3 separate regions of the Homo sapiens genome follow, and regions 1 and 3 are each linked to region 2. Evidence: chromatin contacts called from ENCODE Hi-C or POLR2A ChIA-PET data. All regions are on one chromosome and are shown on one strand. The core of a region is the stretch at or near the end of the contact, and the rest is flanking DNA. Distances in the headings are between cores, read along the strand shown.

Region 1 (3,055 bases), core at 257-2,756, 920 kb before region 2:
TCCTCAGGGCTTCTACACTGTCATACTATTTTCAGGGACCCCTCTGGCCCCAGCTTCATCCCACAGCTCCTCTGTGGGCCTCCTTAGAGGGTCAAATTCATAAGATAGACTGTACAAGCATATAGCGAAACTGAGGATCAGAGAAGAAAGGGGACTTGCCTAATGTAGAAAGGATTTCTATATCAGACAGCAGTTGGATCAGATGTTTTCTAAGATCCTGACTGAGTTAATTGAAGGATATGTGACTCTTCTGATTTAACAACAAAAAAAATAGATAGCCTGCAATGTTTCAGGAGTATATCCTGTGCCTAGAGACATCTACCTGCAGTTAGAGAGCATGTGGTACGCTGAGTGCTGGGTACAGCCAGACCTCCAGTGTCTTCCTTCTCACCATCTCCAGGTAGATTAAACTCCTCTGCTGTTAAAGGAAAAGCCATTCAGATGGCCATATTGCCTTAAAATTTTCCTAATTTAGGATTTAAAAAATCAAAACAGATCTTTCAATTGACATGCACAGTTAAAGTAGTAGTGGGTTTTTTGTTTGTTTCTGAGAAGATCTTGCCAAATCAATGGTGTAGCTTAAAATCAGTGGTGTCTTAGAATCCAGGAAATATGGTAGTTTGTTTTGTACTCTTCTGAAGTTCCGGTTTGAGGTTTGACATTGGGGGTTTGAAACTGCCAAAGCTGTTATCTGGCATCAGTTAAAAGAACTCTGAATTTAACATGTTCCTCTGTGTATCTGCAGTTGGGAGAATGGGCATCTTTGAGTCCCTGCAGTTAGATTTTATCAATAAAGCCAGACTGAGGGTTGAGGTATCAGATAGACATATTTAATCACCTGTGAGTTCTTTGGAAACTGGTAATCTCAAGTGAAAACCTTGCCCTCTGTAAGCCTCAGTTTCTTCATCTGTGCAGTGGGGATATTGGATTAGCCATTATCTACATCCATAACTGCCAGAACTTCCTGTTGACTCAGTTTGGGCACCCTTCTGACTGGTTAACTAGAAGGCTGTTCCTCTGACTTGTTGCATAAGCAGTGCATTATAGGTGGTGGAAGGTATCATGGCCTGGGAGGTGTGGGCCCTTAGTTTCTGCTCCTGGGATGTTTGGGGGTTGCCCGGAGATACATATCCCTTTGTAAATTACCTGACCTTTTGTAAAGGCGTGGTCCTTGCTTTGCTTTTATCAGGAAAGGCAAAGAAAGGAGTAACTCATGCCCTAGTTCTGCCTTTAGGTGGTGAGAGGGGCAGCAGTTCAAGGTGGGGTGCCTTGTATCAGTGCGTTGAGGGGGCCTCCTTTGCCTGGGCTGTAGTCCTTCCTCAGACGTTCAGTTCCAAGGCTACTCTCAGGCCTGGGCACTTCCCCAGATAAAATGCACTGAAGAAGACCTTCCCTTTTGTGTCTTAGAGGCCTCAGCTCTGCCAGGGCCCCTCCCTCTGCTCTTCCAACCAGTAAAAGTCACAGTAGCACATTTCCTTCCGGCAGAGAGAGGATCAGAGACTCAGGCCTGGGCCAAGCCCCAGCCCCACTGTGTCCTGTTCCTGAGAACCTCCTCTGAGCTGCCTCCGACTCTGTGCTCCTTTCTGAGAGGTCAGGCAGCACTGTGTGCTGGCTCTTGGCTGGGACCTGACTTGTATTTGAGTCTGGGTTTTTCCACTGATTGAACGCTAAGCAAGATACCTTTCCTGAGTATCTTACCTCTCTAAGCCTGTTTCCTTGTCTGTCATTAATACCTTATTCTGTTAAGAAAGCAGAAAAAAGCACCTTGGTGCTGAGGTGTTTTCCCCACATTCAGTGCCCACCAGAATATCAACTCCATGAGGGTCAAGACTTTGTTTTAATCATGGGACGGCATCCCCATAACCCATCCAGAGGCCCTCGCCCTAGAACACTGCAACACAGTTGTGCTAGCTGCCCAGTCAGTAGATCTACAGATAGAAGAAGTGGTATTTGATGGGGCTTTGAAGTGTGTGTAGGATTTTGATGGGTGGAGACGATTTGGGAAGCATTCCAGCAAAGTTACTGGCATGAATAAAGGCTGAGAGGGAAAGGGCCAGGGCATAATTGGGGAAACTCTGAGTAATGAGTTTGGCTCAAGTAAAGAGGTGAGCATATTATTTCTGTACTCGTTTGACTAGTTTTTGTGTTCAACTCTGCACCTTGTACACCGGCCCTCTGAAGAGGCTTATTGACTAAGGCAGACCCAGGACAGGAATGCTTTGCTTTGCTGCACAGATGCAGACACTCACTCAGCCTCTGCCTCAGAGAGGTACCATGGGTCCTGGCCACATTAGGGAAGTAGGCACTTGAACCACCTGCTGTCTCTCTAGCTTATGCCTTGAGGCGGTGGATGGGGAGGTGGCGTGTTCCCTCTCATCTGCAATAGGATGGTCCGAGGTAGCAGTCCTGAAGGGAACAGCAGGGATGGTAGGCAGGAAGAATGGAGGTCTGACCAGGCTGGCGGCTGGGAATGAAGCCAGGGCCTTTGCTTCCCTTGGCACCTCTCACAGGCCCTGCCCTCTGCTCCACAGGCTGGAGGAAGTACCCCTGGAGGTGCTGAGGCAGAGGGAGTCCAAGTGGCTGGACATGCTCAACAACTGGGACAAATGGATGGCCAAGAAGCACAAAAAGGTGAGGGGCCTGGCCTCAGGTATTGGGCTGGGAGTTGGCAGCTTGGGGAGGAGGAGGAAGAGGGAGGAACTTCATCAGCTTAGGAAAGCAGAGGCTTCTATAACTGCCAGATGCCTTAGGTGTCCTCCAACTGCCAGTGCAGGACAGAAGCTGGCTTGAAGGCAGGGGGAAGGTTGGGCCCTAACACAATGACTTCAGATTCATGCAGAACATTGTCCTGGAGCTAAACCTCAAAGCCACTCTTAGCCAACAGCCATAACACAGCTTTCTTCTAGCCTTCCCAGGGGAAGGACTTAAGTGCTGCTTACCAACTATCAAGGAGGACTTTACAATACTGCCAGTAACTAGCGTGTATGGAACATTTGCTTTGTGCTTGGCACTTGCCTGGGATAATTCCTTACAGCACCCTAGTGTGAGGTTAGTA
Region 2 (2,838 bases), core at 78-2,577:
AACCTGGGAGGCAGAGGTTGCAGTGAGCCAAAATCACGACACTGCACTCCAGTCCGGGCAACAGAGCGAGACCCTGTCTCAAAACAAACAAACAAAAAAAAACAAATGATCTATCAAGTTTGGAAGAATATTCACCAAAATATTAAAAGTGATTGTCTTAGGTCAGTGGGATTGCAGATGGTTTTTTTCTTTTTTCTTTTTTTTTTTTTTTGAGACGGAGTCTTGCTCTGTCGCCCAGGCTGGAGTGCAGTGGTGTGATGTCGGCTCACTGCAAGCTCTGCCTCCCGGGTTCACGCCATTCTCCTGCCTCAGCCTCCTGAGTAGCTGGGACTACAGGCGCCTGCCACCACACCCGGCTAATATTTTGTGTTTTTAGTAGAGACGGGGTTTCACCATGTTAACCAGGATGGTCTCGATCTCCTGGCCTTGTGATCCGCCCGCCTCGGCCTCCCAAAGTGCTGGGATTACAGGTGTGAGCCACCATGCCCGGCCATTTTTTTTCTTTTTTTGAGACAGGGTCTGGATCTGTCGCCCAGGCTGGAGTGCAGTGCTGCAATTATAGCTCACTGTAACCTCAACCTCCTGGGCTCAAGCTATTCTCCTGCCTCAGGCTCCCGAGTAGCTGGGACTACAGGTATGAGCCACTGTGTCTGGCTCAAGGTCACTCATCTTAAGAATGGAGGGGTCCAAACTAGAGCTGTAAACCTAGTTTGGACAGAGAGAGACCCCTCTGTAATCCCAGCACTTTGGGAAGCCGAGGCGGGAGGATCTCTCGGGTCCATGATTTCGAGACCAGCCTGAGCAATAAAGTGAGACTCTCTCTACAAAAAATAAATAAGTAAATAATAAGTAATTAGCCGGGCGTAGTGCTGCGCACCTGTGGTCCCAGCTGCTTGGGAGGCTGAGGTGAGAGGATCACCTGAGCCTGGGAGGCGGAGGGTGCAGTGAGCCCAGATCTTCGAGCCACTGCACTCTAGCTTGAGCAACAGAGCAAGACCCTATTTCAAACAAACAAACAAAAAATGAGTGACCTTGAGCAAAACCCTGCCCCTCTTAGAACCTCAGATTTGCCGTCTTTACACAGAAGATGGACTTCAAACTCCCTACGACCTTGCCCGGCCCCCTCACGCTGAATTGGCTAGCGGGATGGTTTCCCAAGGGCTCTGCGGGAGACTGCAGCATAGCAGCGCCGCGGCTGCCGAGGGGTTAATACCGTTGGGCTCTTCCCCTTTTCTTGCCCCGCCCCACGGGCACCACCCCCGCCAGGGTTGTACCCTTGACCCCGCCTTCAGGCCTTGCGTCCACCGGAAGTACCCGCGCGCGGGCAGCTCACTTCCGCCCGGCAGGTGACAGCCGCGGGGCTCCGAGCCGCCGGCAGCCCGGACGCACCGGGAGAGCGAGAGGTGGAGGCCGCGGACATTTTGGTGCCAAGCCGAACCGAGCCGGGGCGCCGGGAGCTATTGGGACCTGCGGGTGAGGAAGCGGGGACCCGGGCGAGCCAGGAGAAGAAGTGGGGCGAGGGGTCAGGGGTCCTAGGTGAGGGGTTTGCGGGGTCAGAGGTCATGAAGAGGACGCGGCGCTGCAGGGGCGCGAGCGACGTCCCCAGCCAGAGGAGGAGGAAGGGCTGAGGGTTCGTTCATTCATTCGCGCCCACTTGGCCGCCGGCCTGTTCCTCGGCCGCCCCATACCCGCAGCACCTCCTGGGGCTTCCGCCCGGAGAGACAGGACTTAGGCCCCGAGGAATTCCCCACTGGCCTGAGGGAAAACTCTTCGGGCTCTGATTTCCTCTTTCGGACTCACCTCCATGGCCATCCTGAGGCCTCCTCGTTGTTCAGGGCGTTATCTCTTTGCCAAGGTTGAAAAAGAAGAAAGAAAAAAAAACTAGAAAACGGTCCCGTGCCGCCCGCCTCCGGCTAGGCACTGGCTTGGTCTTGTTTGTTGGAGCCTCTAAGACAAGTTAACTGAATGGAGACACCGGTGATAATGCTGCAAAATAACGAGGGAGATGCTTGCTAGTGGCTATCGAGTCCCTTCTGTGTACCGGGCACTGTGCTAAGCACTTTCCTTACAATGACACATTTAAACTTCACAGCAACCTTTGTGGGGATTAAATATCCCTATTTTATCGATGAGGACCCTGAGGCACAGAGAGGTTAAATCCCACATGTAAGGTCATTCGGGTAGTAGAGGCAAGGCCAGGTTTTCTGCCAGGCTGTCAGAGACCTGCAAAGTACAGAGACAAAGGAAAGACTGGAGTTAAGGTTGGGGTGTAGGGGATATTTAAGACTTTTAGCCAGACATGGTGGCTCACGCCTGTAATCCCAGCACTTTGGGAAGCTGAGGCGGGTGGATCGTGAGGTCAGGAGTTCAAGACCAGCCTGACCAACATGGTGAAACCCTGTCTCCAATAAAAATACAAAAATTAGCCAGACATGGTGGCGTACGCCTGTAATCCCAGCTACTTGGGAGGCTGAGGCAGGAGAATCGCTTGAACCCAGGAGGTGGAGGTTGCAGTGAGCCGAGATCGTGCGACTGCACTCCAGCCTGGGCCACGGAGTGAGACTCCGTCTCAAAAAAAAAAAAAAAAAAAAGATTTTTAGCTGCCGTTGTATTTATTTGGATTTATGTCACGATGTAGCCTTATTGCTTTTTGTCTGATCTTCATAAGGGGCATTCGACTTACTTTCTTTAGGATAAAACAATCCTACAGGCTGTTGCTATTAGTGATACCTTTCAGGGCAAGAGTCTAAGATTTTCCTGACTTTAGGGAACAGTGAGACACAAAACAGGCTATCCGTGAAAACTATTTGAAGATTGTCGAGAACTTCTCTTCAGAGT
Region 3 (2,824 bases), core at 241-2,740, 1.0 Mb before region 2:
CCTATTTCATGTTCCATTTGTCTGTCTTTAGGCTGATATCGGGGGCTGTCTTATATACCCGTCTCACACTTCTTCAGGAGCAACTTGGTCATCCCATATCAGTGTTCCTACAGGTGTTCACTGTAAAATTCTTTCAATTTTTCTGGAGAAAAAAGAGTGTTGTGGCTCATCTGGCCCAGGTTGGAGTGCAGTGGCACCATCTCAGGTCACTGCAAGCTCCGCCTCCCGGGTTCACGCCATTCTGCTGCCTCAGCCTCCCGAGTAGCTGGGACTACAGGCGCCTCCCAACATGCCCGGCTATTTTTTTGCATTTTTAGTAGAGACGGGGTTTCACCTTGTTAGCCACGATGGTTTCGATCTGCTAACCTCATGATCCGCCTGCCTCAGCCTCCCAAAGTGCTGGGATTACAGGCGTGACCCACCGCGCCCTGCCCACCATACAATTTTTAAAGGCTCAGGTTTCAGACTGAGCCAGCTCCCAGCAGCCCCAACCCTTGGAGAAACGGACAAGTTTTAGAACAGTAGTGGAACTTCCACATTCCAGTAGACATTTGAGTTATTTGCTGGGGGTGAGGCAGTGTTGATTGTACATGGTGCTTATTTATTTATTTATTTATTTAGAGACGGAGTTTCACTCTTGTCGCCCAGGCTGGATTCCAATGGCGCGATCTCGGCTCGCCGCAACCTCCGCCTCCCGGGTTCAAGCGATTCTCCTGCCTCAGCCTCCTGAGTAGCTGGAATTACAGGCATGCGCCACCACGCCCGGCTAATTTTGTATTTTTAGTAGAGACGGGGTTTCTCCATGTTGGTCAGGCGGGTCTCGAACTCCCGACCTCAGGTGATCCGCCCGCCTCGGCCTCCCAAAGTGCTGGGATTACAGGCGTGAGCCACCGCGCCCGGCCTATGGTGCCCATTTCACAGATGAGGGAAGTGACCCAGCCTCTCGGTCCCACTGAGGCACTGAGTCCCTGCCTGCTTCGTTTTGCCTTGCCCCCCAGCCCCTTTCCCCTGCCCCTCTATCTCCCCTGTCGGCTTCCCACGCCAGTCTCTGGTTCTCTGCCTCCTGCTGTTTAGTGGGGTCGAGACAGGGAGGACCGGGGAAGAGAGGGATGTGACTTGGCCCTGGCCACCCCGTGGGTCCACGGGGCTGCCGCAGAACAAGGGCCTGCCACCAGGCCCCTTAGACATCCCTTGCTCCTGCCCTTCTCAGGCTCTGATCGTGTCTCTGCTCCCCCAGGTCGCCCTTTCCAACTATTTTCCTGTCTGCCCCGCTGACGCGTCCGCTGCCGAAGCACCTCCTCTCTCTGACTTTCCGCCTTCCCGCTGCGACCCCGGTTTTGCCCCTCTCCAGCTCCCTCAGCCGCGGGCACCTGAGCTCTCCGCGGCCACCAGGGGGCGCCCGCGGCCCAGTCTGGGCGCGAGAGCCGCCAAGCGCCCACTCCGTTCCTCCTGGTGCCCCGCCCCGTCCGGCCGCGGCCCCGCCCCTCCCGGCGCCCCGCCCCGTCCGGCAGCGGCCTCGCTCCCTCCGATCCCCCCCGCGCCCGGGACCCCTGGCCCCACTGTTGGGCCAGCTCGCCGGGTCCGGCCATGGGCCCCGCCGCTCGCCCCGCGCTGAGATCGCCGCCGCCGCCTCCGCCGCCGCCTCCGTCTCCGCTGCTGCTGCTGCTGCCCCTGCTGCCGCTGTGGCTGGGCCTGGCGGGGCCCGGGGCCGCGGCGGACGGCAGCGAGCCGGCGGCCGGGGCGGGGCGGGGCGGAGCCCGCGCCGTGCGGGTGGACGTGAGACTGCCGCGCCAGGACGCTCTGGTCCTGGAGGGCGTCAGGATCGGCTCCGAAGCCGACCCGGCGCCCCTGCTGGGCGGTCGTCTGCTGCTGGTGAGCGCTGCTGAGCCATCTGGCCGCATCACTAAACCCCTCTCTCAACCCTCCCTAGAGACCCCGCACCCTGAACCGACGTTCATCCTCCACCAAGCCTTGAGAGTCCAGCGCCCCTCCCCAGGCTCCCCAGGCCCCCAGCATTCCGGCTTCCCAAACCAGAGAGCCAGATGCTCTGGGAACTCTGGCCTTGGCATCCACTGTGATGACCCCGGCTCCCTCCCCCACCACACCCTACCTCCCTCTGCTCATGGCCCCTTGCCACACAGATGGACATCGTGGATGCCGAGCAGGAGGCACCAGTGGAAGGCTGGATTGCAGTGGCATACGTGGGCAAGGAGCAGGCGGCCCAGTTCCACCAGGAGAATAAGGGCAGTGGCCCGCAGGCCTATCCCAAGGCCCTGGTCCAGCAGGTGCAGGGGATGTCTATGGGGGAGGGGGCTGGAGGAAAGGATTCCAAGGCATCTGCTAGAGCCAGGCCCTCCTTAGATGGGCCCTTAAGAGCTTGCAGAGAAGCCCTAGGCCTGGTGGGTCAGGGCACCCCAGTTTGAAGAATGGAGTCAGTATGGCTTCGAAGCAGGGAGGTGAGAGGAGGCCAGAGAGAGGTTGAGAAGCTTGACCAGGCTCTGAGAGTATGGGATGGGGGAGCTGCTGCTGACGACCACTGCTGGGACTGCCCTGATAGGACCGGGGAAGGCACAGCGCATCTGGAAGGGAGGCAGGAGGAAGAAAGCAGTTTCCACCTTTGACCTCAAGGAGCTTATGGCAGTCTGTCCAGAGTTTTGCTCACTGCAGGGCCAGGAGCTAAGAGCAGCTAGGGCTGCAGGTGGTGAGACAGGTGTGCAGGCAGGGTATATGCTAGCCTCTCGCCTTCTATCCCTCTGCAGATGCGGCGGGCCCTCTTCCTGGGTGCCTCTGCCCTGCTTCTTCTCATCCTGAACCACAACGTGGT

The links. Hi-C counts contacts between places; a loop is a spot of excess contacts on that map. ChIA-PET counts read pairs that join two places held with the same protein, here RNA polymerase II (POLR2A). Pooled maps may share reads with other maps.
Region 1: a pooled map shows a loop between it and region 2 (4-fold over the local background). The contact joins the enhancer-like site here to the promoter of AP1B1 in region 2. A Hi-C loop is called at or near these places in 1 of 168 maps with a recorded cell type or tissue (OCI-LY7), 1 of 37 single-sample maps with no recorded cell type and 4 of 50 pooled maps.
Region 3: a pooled map shows a loop between it and region 2 (4-fold over the local background). The contact joins the promoter of RNF215 here to the promoter of AP1B1 in region 2. A Hi-C loop is called at or near these places in 1 of 168 maps with a recorded cell type or tissue (right lobe of liver) and 1 of 50 pooled maps. POLR2A ChIA-PET finds 5 or more read pairs at or near these places in 1 of 52 experiments (MCF 10A).

What each region holds. Positions count from the first base shown.
Region 1 is chr22:30,304,107-30,307,161 of GRCh38, reverse strand. It overlaps TBC1D10A (TBC1 domain family member 10A), which reads left to right. Exons shown (of 9, transcript NM_031937.3): 2 at 2,532-2,631. Among named protein-coding and RNA genes, the nearest start is that of CASTOR1, 16 kb to the right of the region's middle. RefSeq lists an enhancer at 1,987-2,486. Within about 2 kb of position 1,506, at least 36 of the 41 ENCODE cell types and tissues checked have a DNase peak (open chromatin) inside an H3K27ac peak, as active enhancers do; they include OCI-LY7, where a contact is called at or near this core.
Region 2 is chr22:29,387,059-29,389,896 of GRCh38, reverse strand. It overlaps AP1B1 (adaptor related protein complex 1 subunit beta 1), which reads left to right and starts at 1,327. Exons shown (of 23, transcript NM_001127.4): 1 at 1,327-1,473. It also overlaps a transcript of RFPL1 not described here.
Region 3 is chr22:30,386,077-30,388,900 of GRCh38, reverse strand. RNF215 (ring finger protein 215) reads left to right here and starts at 1,490. Exons shown (of 9, transcript NM_001017981.2): 1 at 1,490-1,872; 2 at 2,142-2,285; 3 at 2,760-2,824. The coding sequence starts at 1,588. RefSeq lists a silencer at 1,391-1,750.